Linked DNA regions of Homo sapiens: region 2 is linked to region 1. The links are chromatin contacts, found by Hi-C or POLR2A ChIA-PET in ENCODE. All regions are on one chromosome and are shown on one strand. The core of a region is the stretch at or near the end of the contact, and the rest is flanking DNA. Distances in the headings are between cores, read along the strand shown. Region 1 overlaps PBX1 (PBX homeobox 1). Region 2 overlaps PBX1 (PBX homeobox 1).

The links. Hi-C counts contacts between places; a loop is a spot of excess contacts on that map. ChIA-PET counts read pairs that join two places held with the same protein, here RNA polymerase II (POLR2A). Pooled maps may share reads with other maps.
Region 2: a map of Caco-2 shows a loop between it and region 1 (5-fold over the local background). The contact joins two enhancer-like sites. A Hi-C loop is called at or near these places in 1 of 168 maps with a recorded cell type or tissue (Caco-2) and 1 of 50 pooled maps. POLR2A ChIA-PET finds 5 or more read pairs at or near these places in 3 of 52 experiments (H1, HEK293 and PC-9).

The regions. Positions count from the first base shown.
Region 1 is chr1:164,655,401-164,663,114 of GRCh38, forward strand. The region is part of intron 2 of PBX1 (PBX homeobox 1); the gene reads left to right. Among named protein-coding and RNA genes, the nearest start is that of PBX1, 100 kb to the left of the region's middle. Within about 2 kb of position 4,896, at least 16 of the 41 ENCODE cell types and tissues checked have a DNase peak (open chromatin) inside an H3K27ac peak, as active enhancers do.
Region 2 is chr1:164,583,672-164,591,385 of GRCh38, forward strand. The region is part of intron 2 of PBX1 (PBX homeobox 1); the gene reads left to right. Among named protein-coding and RNA genes, the nearest start is that of PBX1, 28 kb to the left of the region's middle. RefSeq lists an enhancer at 6,962-7,714. Within about 2 kb of position 5,065, at least 23 of the 41 ENCODE cell types and tissues checked have a DNase peak (open chromatin) inside an H3K27ac peak, as active enhancers do.

The DNA of each region.
Region 1 (7,714 bases), core at 3,646-6,145:
CTGTGCCCGGCCTCTGAAGTCTTTTTTAAACTGCCTGTCTTCTACAGAGCACCATGCTATGGGAGTGTGGTCTGGCTTTGGGAGTAGAAAAGTCCAATGTTGAGTACAACATTGAGATACATGGCTGTTGGGACCACTCTTAATCTTCCAAGGATGACCACCATTTCTTGTAGTGGTTTACTGAGACAGTCAAGACAGTGTGAATATTTCTGGTAATGTTCAGTGAAATTTTTTCTTGTGATTGACTTACTGTTTGTGTTTGCTGATCTGGAACTTCAGTTGACCTCCTTGACTGCAATCATTTGTTTTGGTTTTGTGTGTGTGTTTGCACTGGGCTTTAGATTTGTAAAACATTGTATATAGTTAATGTGATGTAGCCTCCCTAAATCTCAGTGAATAGGATTTTACATGGCATCAATATGCAGTGAAACTACTATGATTGTCATAGTCTAACATGGTGTAAGGACCTGATGAAGATTTTGTATGACAAATGAGGCTATGGCTGCCTTTGGGATTAGTAGATATATGGAACAGGAACAAGAACAAGAAGGCATGTAGGATAGGTATTCACCATAACATGAATAGATGGAGATTATATAGACAGTTAGCCTTCAATTGCAGGTGGAGAATGGAATTAATATGGAACATTTAAAAATATTTTAGAAATGATATTTTTAAAAGAGAGTCAAAATAAAATGCTTTCATCTGATTATTTGACCAGAAATTGGGCTGCTTAATATAATGAATAATTGTTAGGATCTATCGATATGGCTACTCAGTGGTAAGAAGTGCCACATAAATATTGGTCTAATACATATATAATTATGTAACTCTAGCCAGGTAGCTGGATTAAATATGGGTAACAGCAAAAGCACTTCTGTCCTGATAAAAGTCTCAGTTACATTTAAATACTTAATATAATCAGCTCTTTTTCAAGTAAACAATAATTCAGGAGGCAAATGTTCAGTACATCTCATAGAAATTTTTTGTCTTAATTTGTTTGCCTGTACAATCTGCATTCTTCTTATTAATTTAATCCATATTTTGAAGTCAGAAAAGAATTCATCTCATTTGAGTTAGTTTAGATCAACATACTGATATTGCTGAATAGTTTCACTTCCCTGAAACTAAACATATCTATTCCTTTCGTCTTAGACAAATTATGAGGGGAAACCTGTCTGAAATTTGGCTAACACATGGTGTGCATTTGATGCCACTGGAGGATTTGCTTTGTCAATTTAAGATTGAGTGATGGCTATAGAGGAAAGTGACGGAAAAAAAAAACCTTCTTAATGTGAAATAGAAAGTATAAAGGACAATAAAATGCTAAAATGTACAGGAAATTCTTGTAATATGACTAATAATGTATGAGACTTGTAGAGATCAGTTCTGCTACAGGTATTCTTATGTTATATAAATGATATTATAATATCCTATTACATATATTATATTATCATACTATACCAAGAATAGATAATATTTTTCATCAACTGGTGATTCAAGTGTGAGTTTATACATGGGTTGACTGTGGATTGTATATATGATACCAAGCCTGTGTAAAATAAAACAAAAACCCCCTTCAAACTCCCATATGGAGTATTTGACTAAAGCAATAATATTAAGATAACATACTCTATTCCAAATAAGGATATAATTTGCTGTTTGATAAAGCAAAACAAAACAATGGAGTGTATTGGTACTGTTTTCCACAGAGTGGGAAGATAAGAACACATGTAGAGATGATAAAATGTCATTGGCTCCAAGAGACAAGCTTCCGAAATCCATGGTGGTTGAAGAACATCAAAGAGGAGCAATTATTTCAGTCATTAGGGCAGTTCCACCTGTTCTAATTGAACATTTTTAGGATGTAGAAGATGCATCATACATTGGTATCTATTCAGAAGGTGGGGACATCTGCTGTCTGTCATGTATCTGGGAGATGTTTATCTCAACAGGAGGCAATAATAATATGGTAAACCAAACCTAATATTATCATGATGCATTAAAACTGGGTTAATTGAAGCAATAAAATCAAAGTAACAGTAAATGCTTATACAACATGTTAAGTAATATTTACTTCAATCTTAGAAATGAAATGATAATTTTACATTCTAGCAGATGTATTTCTTGATACCTGTTCTGAGAGGACAGAAACAAGGCTCAAAATTCATGCAAGAGGCTAATAACAACTTAGTTGATAGTAAAATATGGAGCATTGGATGTAGAGTGCATTAACCTTCTTGTTTAATCTGAGTTGACCTATAAGTGGGCATATTGTTTTTTGGGGAATCGGGAGTTTTCTCAAGTAGAAAGAAGCCCCACTTTTCCTTTGATAGGGTACCAGTCAAGGAAATAAATGCTCTTTTTTCTACCTGAGTTAGATTTGCCTTTCATTTGCTCACCCTGATCTGTGTGGCTTTATTGACCACTACAGTTTAAGCCCATGCAACCTGCATGCTGTGCAAGAAAGAAAGGTGATGGACAGATAGTCCCAGAGTTAAACTTCTGGTGCCTTTGCCACTCCATGTCTTGCCATCTTATCATCATAGTAGCTTTGGGTATGGCCTCCTAGCAGCTTCATTGTTATGCCTGTGGGCATTCGTGTCCCACTGTCAGGCAGATTCTGGGGGACTGGGGAGCCAGAATGATGGGTAGCAGGCAGGTGGTAGATGGGGAGACCTAAAGTCCAAAAGCTAGACCCCTTCTCTCTTAACTCATAATGGCATTCAGAAGTTGTAATTATTTCACAAATAATAAATGAGGTACAAAAAAAAAAAAAAAGAAAGACTGGAATTTAAAATAAAAGCCAAATCAACCTTACAGCCCATGCGAATTCTGCAGCCACTGTTTAGCTCAATTGTAAAAGTGACCCTATACCCCAACACCAGTAAAGCAAGTGCTGCCATTTCCAAAGGTTCTCATCAGCCTGTTGTGGAGCTCAACTGATTGAAAACTGCTTTTTATCTGCTGTGGTCGTAGGGATTTCTGGCAATTTCAGTTCTTGCCTTTCCAAGAATGACCAAAATAAGTACAGATAATTACTAGAGATAAAATATTAGAGATCTATTAATACAGATAATGGCTGTGACATTTCCTCAGCATCAAAAGCTGTGGCACTACAGCTTTTTCTCTGGATTGCAGCTTGATATCCCCGAGTGTGTTTGACACTATATAAGTGTATACACAGCATGGTGTCACATGGTTCTTAGAGTCAAAACTGTTTGGCATTCCAGCCTGCTACATATCTACATATGAGGTTGGTCTTTATGACCTTGGATGGGCTATTTCACCTCTCCAACCCTCAGATTATTAATCTGTAAAATTGGGATTTTAATAGTTACCTTATAATAATAACAGCCAATATTTATTGAGCATGTGCATGCCAGATACTGTTATTACCACTTTACATATGTTATCTGTTACCCTGTGCACTACAACCTTTTGAGGTAGAGGCTCTTATTATCCCCATTTTATAGCTGAGGAAAGAAAAGACAGAGAGGTTGAGTAACTTGCCCTGGTGGATACAGTTATTAAATGACAGAGCCAGGATTTGATCTCAGACTCCATGATTTCCAGTCGTTGTCCATTCCCATTGTCTCACTAAGACTCAGGAGGACCAGTGGCAATCCCACATATTAACCTCATAGCACAGTGTCTGATGGGTAGGAGGCACTAAGAAAGGGCTGATTCATTCATCATCTCTTTTTCCCTACAATGAACAATGTCACATGGACACAGAGAGGGAATATTTCTTTCCCTGAATTGTTGGGAATTAGGTTCGTTGTTTTAAGCTCTAGAAATCACATCCTGAGAATGTGCCCAGATTTGCAGATATACATCGATTCACATCTCAGCTGGAGAGGGTGAAATACCATTTGGAATTCTGCATCCAGATCTTCTGAGGGAAAAGGGGGTAAATCAAAGGCATCCACAGATCTTTTCCTTTTTAGTTACAGACCTGGAAAAGGCATTTTTCTGCCACTTCCTCATTGGGAATGTAACTCTCCTCCCTCTATATTAACAAAGCTGTAGCATATGTTTCCCTTGTGTTCTTAAATCACCTTACATAGCACCAAACATGTGCTGTACATCCAAAAAATGGTTGTTGAATCAAGTGGAGTTCTTTGAGTGAGCAAGGGAAAGTTGGGATTTGTACCGAGGAAGCAGCAGGTGAGTTTGGGAAGGACATCTTTTTGCTATGTGAGTGGACACCTCCATTGGCTTGGGTGGCTGCAGAACCTGCCTCCCCCTTCACACATCCTCCCTTGTTCCCTCTCCCTGGCAGCTTAAGCAAGAGCACTAAGCTTGGCCAGTTGGAACGCCAGCCATGCCCAGTCTTGTGTTTTGAGGGAGCTAAGCAGAGAGACAGGATTACTACAGATGCCTCAGAGGTAGCAGCAGAATCGAGGGTGGTGGCAGTGGTGGGGATAAGTCCCCAAAGCCAGCAGTACCAGAGTCTGTCTCCTAACAGGCTTCCTCTGGCAGCACCTTGGTTGTATTCTCAGCTGTCTGTGCTTATTTTTCTGAGCTTGATTCTCCAGGTTTCCTGTTGACTCTGAGAGGCACTGCCTATCTGTCCAATAAATTCCTTTCCTGGGTAGGTGAGCCAGAGTCCACTTCTGTAGTTTGCAACCAAAAACCTTGACAGGTAGAAGTTAGGGAAAAATCACATGCTGTTTCTAAAACTACTCACCAAAGGAAAATGAGGAGGGGTTGGGGGCAATATTCTACAGGGTAGATGATGATAAGGACAAGGTTTTCTGAGTGAGCCAAGTATTTCTGGTAGAAAACAAGGTTTAAGCAAACTGGAGAAGGATTGCACCTGGCTTTGAAATATAAGGGAATGTTGTCTAAACCTGAAATACGGGTTTGGGCTTTGAATGGAGCCCTTTGGGGACCTTGCCTATGTGGGACATGCTGGGGCCTGGAGCTTTGGGGAACTTACACTGGGTTTGAAAAGCACCTGCCAGGGAGCTGAGGCGTCTCAGCTGCAGCTGACATGGCAGTGCTGAGACCCAAAACACCTGTGTGGTAAGACTGGCGAAAGATCAAGGACACTTTACAGACCTCCTCTTGGGATAAAGTGTAGGACCTGTGCCATTGCATAAATTCCTTTTATGTTAACTTGCTCCTTGTCACCCTATCAGCTAGATTAAAACCACAGTCAGTTGTAGTAACATCAGCAGAGGGAGAAGGAAGTGGTTTTGTCTAGAGGTCACACTTAGTGGTTATACTGACGCCTGCTGCCATTGCTTGCTTTTCTTGGTTGACAGAACAGAGCAGCTTTTATGTACATCATCCTTGACTACAGCTCTTCAGTGCCTTTGCTAGTCATTGAGGTTAGAAAACCAAACATAGGATGATTTTTTTTAAAGTATATTATTTCTTCTTCATTTTAACAATAATATAGATTGTGGTCTGTGCCTACAAATAACATATCAGTTGTTCAGACTACTAATTCTCTTTCTAGGATTCATATCCTCTCCCCTCACAAATTCTGCTCAGCACTAAGTTACCTACCTTACTGGTGGAGCCAAGCACCTTGATGTATACCTGTACTATTCTGGTACAGGAGGAAACCCAGAGAATTGCCAGCTGATCACAGCTGAAGCCAACAGCTGATCACATCTGAAGGCAAGCATACTGCTTGTTGGTGTGCCTGTTCACCTTATTTAAGTAAACACAGACTGGAAGCAGCTGAGAGGAGAAGACTTTTACTATGTTTTTCTCTGTCTACCAACTCTTCTTTATTTGACTGTGAATTCTTCAGAGATTGAACCCTTGCATTTCTTATCCTTTAGTTCTTCAGCATCTATAGTAATGGTGGGGAAGGAATACTGATGTTTTGAACACCTGTGAATGAATCCAGCCGAGGGCCTCTCTCCCATGGGTGTGTCTGAAGGACATGCCATCTGGCATGAGGGATAACATTACCAATGGTTCATGTCAAAGAAGCCTCTACATCCTCAGGGAAAGCCCTGATATTGTGGTCTAGGGATCACCAGCAATTTCACTGTAAGCCAGTTTTTTTTTTTTTTTTTTTTGAGATGGAGTCTGACTCTGTCGCCCAGGCTGGAGTGCAATGGTATGATCTTGGCTCACTGCAACCTCCACCTCCCGGGTTCAAACAATTCTCCTGCCTCAGCCTCCCGAGTAGCTGGGATTACAGGCCTCCACCACCATGCCTGGCAAATTTTTGTATTTTTAGTAGAGACGGGGTTTCACCATGTTGGCCAGGCTGATCTCGAAACCCTGACCTCAGGTGATCCACCCACCTTGGCTTCCCAAAGTGCTGGGATTACAGGCGTGAGCCACTGTGCCCAGCCATAAGCCAGTTTCTTATATTGACCTTTGTAATTTTATTTTTGGTATTAGTTAATGTGTACATAGGCGTTATCACCTCATTGGAAGTTAAAAGAAAAGTAGTGCTAGCTTTTTAATTTTTTAAAAATTTATTTCATGTTTTCAAGCAGGGATAGGTTGTAGAGTAAAAACAGGAAAAAAAGGACTAAAGACCTAAAAATACACTTTCATGGAGGGCATCAATTGCCTAAATGTTTTCTTCTTGAGTACTTTCCAAATCCTAACAAATCAATTCTTCCCAGACTTGAAGAGCCCTCCTTTAAATACCTCTTTAGACCAGATGCAGGTGCAGTGGCTCAAGTCTGTAATCCCAACACTTTGGGAGGCCTAGGTGGGCAGGTCACCTGAGGTCAGGGGTTTGAGACCAGCCTGGCCAACATGGCAAATCCCTGTCTCTACTAAAAATACAAAAATTAGCCGGGTGTGGTGGTGCACACCTGTAACCCCAGTTACTCGGGAGGCTGAGGCAGGAGAATTGCCAGAATCTGGGGAGTGGAGGTTGCAGTGGGCCAAGATCTCGCCACTGCACTTCAGCCTGGGCAACAGATCAAGACTCTGTCTCAAACAAACAAACAAAAACTTCTTTAGTCTGTTTTTGGAAATTTCCATCTGACCAGACTCTGGGCCTTCTAGGAGACAGGGTGTAGGCAGAGTTAATAGGATTTTTGCAGAATACCTTGAAGCTGTGGGAAGCCCCAGTGCATCCTTTGCATTGCAACCAGTACCAAGCCGACTATGCATTTCCTCAGTCAGTTGTGATGGTCTGATGTCAATTCCTGTTGGTTCAGGGTCCGAGGAGCCTTCTTCAGCTTGTTCCAGATAAGCCTGAAGCCTCCCTGAATCTGTGATCCCCTGTAGGATTCAGGAGTGTGAGCTTTGAGCATTCTGTGGATCAAGGCCTCTTGCACAGCCTGGTGGCAGTGAGATGCCTTTGTTCATGCTCAAGCACTTGTCTTTCCCGTAATTGCCTAGAGTTTGGTAGCTTCGTTGTTACAGTCACCGTCACCTTGTACTGTGAAGGTTTATCATTCTATGTCATTATGTGCATGCATGTGAACATGTGTGAACATTTATTTTTTTTCTTGTAGTGATGGTTAATATGCAGAACTTTGATCAGATATTGTTTTTCTTACTCCTGAACTAGAACTACCTTCTTCATTTATTATTTTATTATTGTGAGGGTTATTATAAAGAACTACAACTCTAAAATACAAATGTTTTGATGATATCATAGAAATACATTGGTGCTAACATCAGCACAACTAGTGAAAATATGTCTTGCCCAGCTGTGTAACTTTCAAATAGTTTCCCAGAAGCCATAGCCTTAAGCATGTCAGTCAAAGGAATGACT
Region 2 (7,714 bases), core at 3,815-6,314, 72 kb before region 1:
TATCCAGGGCTGTTAATTTTTAGATACTCATTGCTACACTTATTAGAAATAATGTTTACCTTATTTCCTTTTCTTCCTCCTTTCTCCTCTTCCTTCTTTCTATTTAAAAACCATTTGCCAGGTACTTCTATGGCAGGCAGAGTGAGAAATATAAGATAGGAACTTGTCCTCAAATTGCTTACCTCTGGGAGAAAACGAAGGCGCTTTAGGGCAGCTCTTGATCAGGCCCTTGAAGATAACTTAAGTATAGCATAGCACTTAACCCACAATATGTTCTCAAAGAAAGTCCTGAAAGATGAATCCAGTTTTCTCCAAGATTGCAAGCTCCCCCTTGAAGATGGTAAGGTCCTAGTGAGCCATGCTTTATTCATCTTTGCATGTCTAGACCAGTGCCTGGTATATATATTTGATGCCCAACAAATGCTAGTTGAAGGAAGGAAGGGAGGGAGAGGGGAAGGAGGAAAGGAATCACAAATAATTCACCTAAATCTACTTTGGATTTACTTATATTTTTAGAGTGAATATCTTAAGAAATTATTTCCAAAAGCCAAGTGCAGTACGGTGCATACCTATAAATCCCAGCTACTAGGGAGGTTGAGGTGGGAGGATCACTTGAGCACAGGAGTTCTAGTCCGGCCTGGACAGCATAGTCAGACTCAGTCTCTAGGAAGGAGGGAGGGAGAGAGAGAGAAAGAGAGAGAGAGAGAGAGAGATCTAAAAGTAGTATTGTCTGCTTGAAGGATACTAGTTTGTTCATCTTATGTATGCTCTTATGTGATGTGTCGAGAATTAGAAGACAGGATGGAAAAGCCTCTTAGATCTCTTAGATCTATTGGATCACTCCAGTTAAGTGCTCAGAGAGAAAGGTTTCTGGTTTGGATCAGCATGTTACTGAATGGGGAGAAGTTCTTGAATAGCTCTCTGTTTTCTGAGTTAAGATTTTGTGTTTTGGTGTGTGAAGAGTAAGAGGGGTATCATGGAGTAGATGGGGGTGAGGTAGAATGGGAGGTGTGCAAGAGAGGACACCTGAGGACCGTGTGAAGGCAAGTGATAATCAGACTAGGAAGCTGGCTGGACACAACCTTCCAGTGGGAGAGGCGGAGGTGAGGGGGCAGCTGCTTCTTTAACTAATCAAGGGCTCAGGTTCCAGTACCTTCCTTTTATCCCCATCCACAGTTTGGCCTGTCTCTTCTCATCTGCAAAATCTCCTCTTTTCTTTTTCCCCCTCTTTTAAAAGCTAAACTAATTTTCTGTCTGTTCATGTTGACCTTTTGTCCAGTTTTCCTCCCATCAGATGAACCAAAATACTAGAAAAGGACTCTTCCATCTACTACTACTGCTAGTAATAATAATAGTAATAAAATAAATAAAACCAGGAAGCTAAAAATGGAAATTAACTAATTAATTTGACATCAATGAAAGAGGTTGTAGAACTGGAGGCAAGGGAAAGAATGGAATGGACATCTTTCTGGGCACACTCCTCACTCCTTCCCCAACCCCTTCCAATGTGAGTATGTGTAATTTAAACCTCTTCCTGGGGAAGAGTGAAAGAAGAATTTTACCCACCTTTTTCCATTCCCCTCCTCCCTTAGTGAAAATTCCTAGTCATGGTCTGTGATATCTCAAACTTGGCTGTCACTTTTTGGGGTCATTCCCTGGGGATACCCTTCCCCCAATCCCAGGGCAGTTCTAATGTTTCTGAGTAAGGAGTAGTGAGAAACTCAGTTTTCCCTGCAAACTTCCCTCCTCATCAGCCCCACTCAGTGTTGAGTTTAGCATTTGCTTTAGTGGCTTTGCTATTTATAGACTTGTCTGGGGAGGTTGGGGTTGGGGGACAGTGTCAGGCAAGGAATCTCACTGTAGTCTTTGAGGGGGGTAGTCAGGCATTGAGAACCAGTGCATTTAAATAAAAATGTCCTGAACATTTCTTTTGGCTTGGTTTAGAGACCACTAGAACCAGTTCCTTTCTCTGATTCTTTTCTGTGGTTGCTTCACTTTCTTGCTCAGTAGAACCACAATCTATTAAGATTTCTTATTTATGTTCTTCTTAGTTGCCAAGGCTGCCATCCTGACTTGGGCATCTTGGCAGCTAATAACAATGTATGTCTAGCTGAGAAGCTTTTAGCATTTTGGGTTGTAAACTTTTTCTTTACATCCAATGTTCATGGGAAGTCCTTTCTTAAACAAGAACCCCCTTCCTTTCTGTAATTAATGAAATAAATGTCAATATATAGTTTCACCTCTTCTGTATAACATCCTTTGAATAAGTAGTGCTTATGACATTCATTCATTCATTCATTCATTCAGATATTCAACAAATGGCTTTTTCCAGGAGTACTTAGTAAAAAAGAGAGAAGAACAACTGGGGAACCTGGCAGTACAACTTTGATATTCACAGATAGGTGCTGTACTACACACATGTTGAAAGAACTGTAAATGTAGGTGATTGCTCTCATAGTCCTATGGGCACACACATCTTATGTTTAGGGGTTTACATTGGTGGACTGACTTATTGCTGTAATGTGTTCAGACAAATAGGAATAAGAAGAGCAAAGGGGTGTGTACTATCTGCAGAAGACACATGTGCATGTATTTCATTGCTGTGCTAGAGGAAGCTGCTCATGGTAAACGTGCTGAAGTTATCCCTGTTGCAAGAACAAGCATCAAACACAGGACTGGGCACGTGATGAATGTTCAATAAATGCATGCTTTCCCCTTTTCATTTCCAAGGTGGAATGGAAACATCTGAGCCCATGTGGAGCAGCATTATGATGCAAGGGAACAATTACTGGACTGTTCTATGTTGAGTTGATAGGTAATGAGGGGGCACCTCACTCAGAACAATTTCTTATCTGTAATGGGGGCACTAGTTACACTCATTATCCAGGCCCTGTCCACTTCCAGGGAGGTTGTGAATCTCTAGTGAGATGGGCGTAAAATGCTTTGTAAATTATAAAGCACCATGTAACTAAGATTTCTTTGTTAACCTATACTGTCACAATTGCTTATAAAATCAAAGCAAGAGAAAGAAGTCACAGATTGGCAGGCATGTGGAGGGCTGATTTAGAACATGGCATAGATTTAGAAATCCTGTTGAACACAGAATTCGTGGGGCATGCAGTGAATATGGAGCTGGAGATCTCAAGGGAGTTGAACAGAGAGGTGTGATTGAGAGTCAGATGATGGTGAGTCGAGACCATTATCCGCAGAGGGAACTTGAAAATAGAGGTTATCTGCCCACAGAGAGAACAGTGGCAACAGTCCACCAGGATTTTATATGGAGAATGAGATTTGAATGTCGACCTCACACCCAATTTCAGCAGCAGCTCTGCGTTGTAAGGATGTCATGCATAACGAGGTATACCAGCGAAATAGCAAGCCCATGCTTGACATTGAGCAGCATAGGGTGTTGTTTGTGTGTGTGTGTCCCTGTTTCTCATTCCCGGTTTTACATAACTGGGATGTAGGATGCTACAACTACTGCTGTATCTTCAGGTAAGATGTACTGCTATCTTTCACTTTTATGTAGATGTGTTCCTAAAAAGTGTATGGGTGTGATTTTGGTAATCCTTATCCTAAACTTAAGTCCATTCCTTAGTTTCATGGAAGCAATGTATATGACAGAAGGAACACCAGAGGGGAGTGTTGTGGAGAGTGTTGTGGTGACTTGGTAAGTTGCTTACACATTGGGGGTCTTGGCTGTCTCATCTCTAAGTGAAGGGGTTAGATATGAATGATTAATAAGATCCCTTTCAGGTCTATGCTTCTAGCACTCCCTTTTGTCGGGTGAGGAGCCCTTTTTGTATTGTGTATACTCACCCAGCACTTTATCTGCCTCTTTGTTGTTAGCTGATGATCTTTGTGTGTCTGATTTTTTTTTTTAAGAGTAAGGATGTCATGCACTCTTATTCAAAGTGTAGAGTTTATTCTCCCATTCATAGGAATGCAAAATGAGAAGTTTTAAATACACGGATTCACTTCCTAACCCAGTTTCTCAGAAGATTAATGAATAGTCATCCTGTTGACCCATCTGCTTCTCTTCTTCACATCGTTTTGTGCGGATGAGGCACACACAGACACAGAGTTCTCACTTGCAGCAGTCCGGCACATACAGCCTCACACGCGCCACACCAGGGGGTGTCCCCAGGAGAGGTAGAACAGGTGCCAGATGTTGCAGCAGTACACTCCTCCCTGATCCTCCTTCTCATCCCCCACCCCTTTTCTGAATCTCCTGCACAGTCACTGAAGTCCCATTTTTATATGCAAGAAGAGAAGAGAAAGAGCCCTAGGATGCAAGGATGCCTTGTCACCTCTCATCTTCTGTGCTGGGATAGACACCTGATCTTTTTGGAAGTGAAATCCAGAGTCTGGGGCAAAGACCAAAGGACAGAGGCCAAACCAAAAGTGACTGCATGGTTGCATGCGGGCCCCAAATGATTGAATGAAGCAAGGATACCCATCGCAGGGAGCTGAAAAACCTCACATCCAGATGCGGTCAGAGAGGTTCACAGAATGAAAGGCAGTCTGATGAGTGAGTGAGATACACCCGCCTGTAGAGCACAATAGAAAAATCAATAGTAAGGGGAGGTGAAAGAGTTTCAGCTGGGTTTTATTGAGCACAAAGAAGACAAACTGGCTTTTGCTGTGACTTCAACTGTATGTTAATAGTGCTTTTTAAAAACTACAGTACAGGATTTGGGGAAAAAAAATCACACGGTAAAAGTTGCCAGCCAGTATATGTAAGTGCACACACACACAGAGATGAGGAAAAAGAGAAAAGAGAAATACACTCCGGACTAAGCTTTTTTTTTTTTTTTTTTTTTTTTTTTAGTTTCGAAGCATATGGTGAAGTGTGCTATAATTTTATATGCATATATATTCTTTATTCTGGACTTCCAGAAAGCAATGAGTTTCATCTGTTTTTTTCCCCACCTCTGGTTCCTTCTTCCTTTCCCTTGCTCTCTACAAGTCTGCTGTGGCTTTATTAGGAATTCCCTTTGGTTTAGGGGGAAAAAAAATAAGAGGGAGAGAGAGAGAGGCTGGAGGGGGAAGAAACAAAACTAGCTCTTGGCTGGCCGCCCACAGCATGGGCCCAACAGCCTTGTTTGAGCGCGTTGCCCCGGCCTTCTGTTTTCTTAAGCTCAGCCCCCTTTATCCCTCCGCCCCCACCATGCCCTCCTTTTCCTAACTGGGCTGAGGGAGGCTGTTTCTACCCTCCTAACCCTCTTTTTTCCTTTCTGTTGTTTAAAGAGAATCTTTCTCTCTTTTTTGAGGCTCCAGCGGCGAGAACAGCAGCGGATTTCTCCTTGCCGGCCTCTCCCCTCCTCCCCAGCCCCCTCCCCGATGAAGGGTTCATCCAAAGTTCGAATCCAGACTCTGAACAAAGTGGCGCAGACCTTTTCCTGACTCCTCACCCTTTGTCCTCATCACTCAGTGACAGACAGGAATCAAATGCTGAGGACCCAGGCGGGAGAGGGGCAGTGGGGGAGGGAGGGGAGAGGAGAAAAGTTCCCATTAACTCGCCGGGCCCTTAACAACCACTGGAAGGAGGAGGGGGGCGCGGCTGAGAAAGGATTTTTGTTTAAGTTTCTGCAGGCACACACACAGCATTCCCAAGTTGTTTGCAGATGGTTTCATCTGGTTTCTGTTTGAGGGGAAGAGAGTATGGGATGATCAGTAAGGAGAGGGGGCGGGGAGAGGGAAGAGTCTTCTCTTGACCAGAAAATGATACCTGTGGTGTCTTTTCCTGAAACTGAAAACATTAAAGCGTTCTGATCCCAGAGAAAACAAATTCTCTGGGATATAAGGGTTCACCTTTTGGAGGTGGATTACACTTTTCAGGACACCAGAGAACCATAGAGCAAATTACTTCTTCCAGAGTGCTAAATGATCCCCTGGTGCCCTGGAAAGAGACCGTTTACCTCCAAAAGGTGAGTTGTTTATTGCCAGAGAGTAGAATATTGGCTGTAATGCCTGCTCATCCATCCTTCTCCATCCCTGCGAGGTATTTAGGGTGGAGGAGATATTATCCACCTGTCACCATGGGGAAGGAGACTGACAAATACTTTTCTGATTCCTGTTCCTAAGATTGAATTGCTGGGGAGGAAGGTGAAGTGACTTTTCCAAGGTCTTATAGTGATCCAGTGATTGAAGTTGAATTAGATTTCTGTTCCTGTTGTGGTGCTCTTGTTTGTCAGAGAAAAATAAATATCTTAATGCTCACACGGAGCCTCCCGTAAAAAGGCTGATAAGAAAGGCCAGGTGCGGTGGCTCATGTCTTTCATCCCAACATTTTGGGAGGCTGAGGTGAGACATGGCTTGAGCCTAGGATTTCAAGACCAGCCTGGGCAACATAGTGAGATCCTGTTTCTACAAATAGTAATAATAATAAGACATCCAGGTGTGGTGGCACATGCCTCTAGTCCCAGCTACTCGGGAGGCTGAGGTGGGAAGATTGCTGAGCCTGGGAGGTCAAGGCTGCAGTGAGCCGTGATCGTGCTGCTGTGCTCCAGCCTGGGCAACAGAGCGAGACCCTGTGTTGAAAAAAAAAAAAGCTGGGGGTCAGGGAGCAGATAGAAGAAATACCTTGGCCAGCGCAACTGGAAAGGGAGGAGCCAAAAGGGGAACACTTTCTTGATTGTCCCAGCCTCATTAGGAGCTACCACAGGGCTCTCCTGCATGCTCCTTGTTTTCTTTGTGCTCTGGACTTGCTCACTTGCACTGCTTGCTTCTTCCCAATCGCCGCCGCCCCCCTGTGCTTCAGGTAAACAAGCTGCTCTGTGGGAAGTGAATAATGGGGCCTAAACTGACGAGGAGGAAGTTAAGTTGAGAGGTGCCGTTTTTGGTGAGCCTTAATGAGGAGGACAACAGTGTGAAATCTTACTTGGCATTGTGACCAGGAGATCTATTGCCTTTTCCTCCCCTAAATCTTCAGAATCATAGTGGACTATATATGACTCCCAAAAGTGTATGCTTTTACCTAGCCCTTGGAAGCTTGGATGGTTAGAGCAATTGGGAGTTTAGTCTGTTGGGGTAAACAGGGCATTGATCTAAGGATTTGTTAAACTGTAAACCAAATAAAGAGCAAAGTCTGCTCTACAGGGATGTTGAAGATTCAGGATATTAAAAAAAAAATCTCTGACTGCATGATTACCCTTCCAGACATTTATTGAGGTTTTTGTTTGTTTGTTTGAGACAAGATCTTACTCTGTCACCCAGGCTGGAGGGCAGTGGTGCGATCTCGGCTCACTGCAACCTCCGCTTCCTGGGCTCAAGTGATTCTCCTTCTTCAGCCTCGTGAGTAGCTGGGACTACAGGCGTGTGCCACCACACTTGGCTAATTTTTTTTTTTTTTTTTTTGAGATGGAGTCTTGCTCTGTTGCCAGGCTGGAGTGCAGTGACATGATCTTGGCTCACTGCATCCTCTGCCTCCCAGGTTCAAGCGATTCTCCTGCCTCAGCCTCCCAAGTAGCTGGGACTACAGGCATGTGTCACCATGCCCAGCTAATTTTTGTATTTTTCGTAGAGACGGGGTTTCACCATGTTGGCCAGGATGGTCTGGAACTCCTGGCCTCAAGTGATCTGCCTGCCTCAGCTTCCCAAAGTGCTGGGATTACAGGCGTCAGCCACCGCTCCTGGCCCCCAGTTAAATATTTCTGGAAAAGAGTTCTGTTCACAAAAAATTTTGGAATCAAGGGAAAACCTTATTAATTAA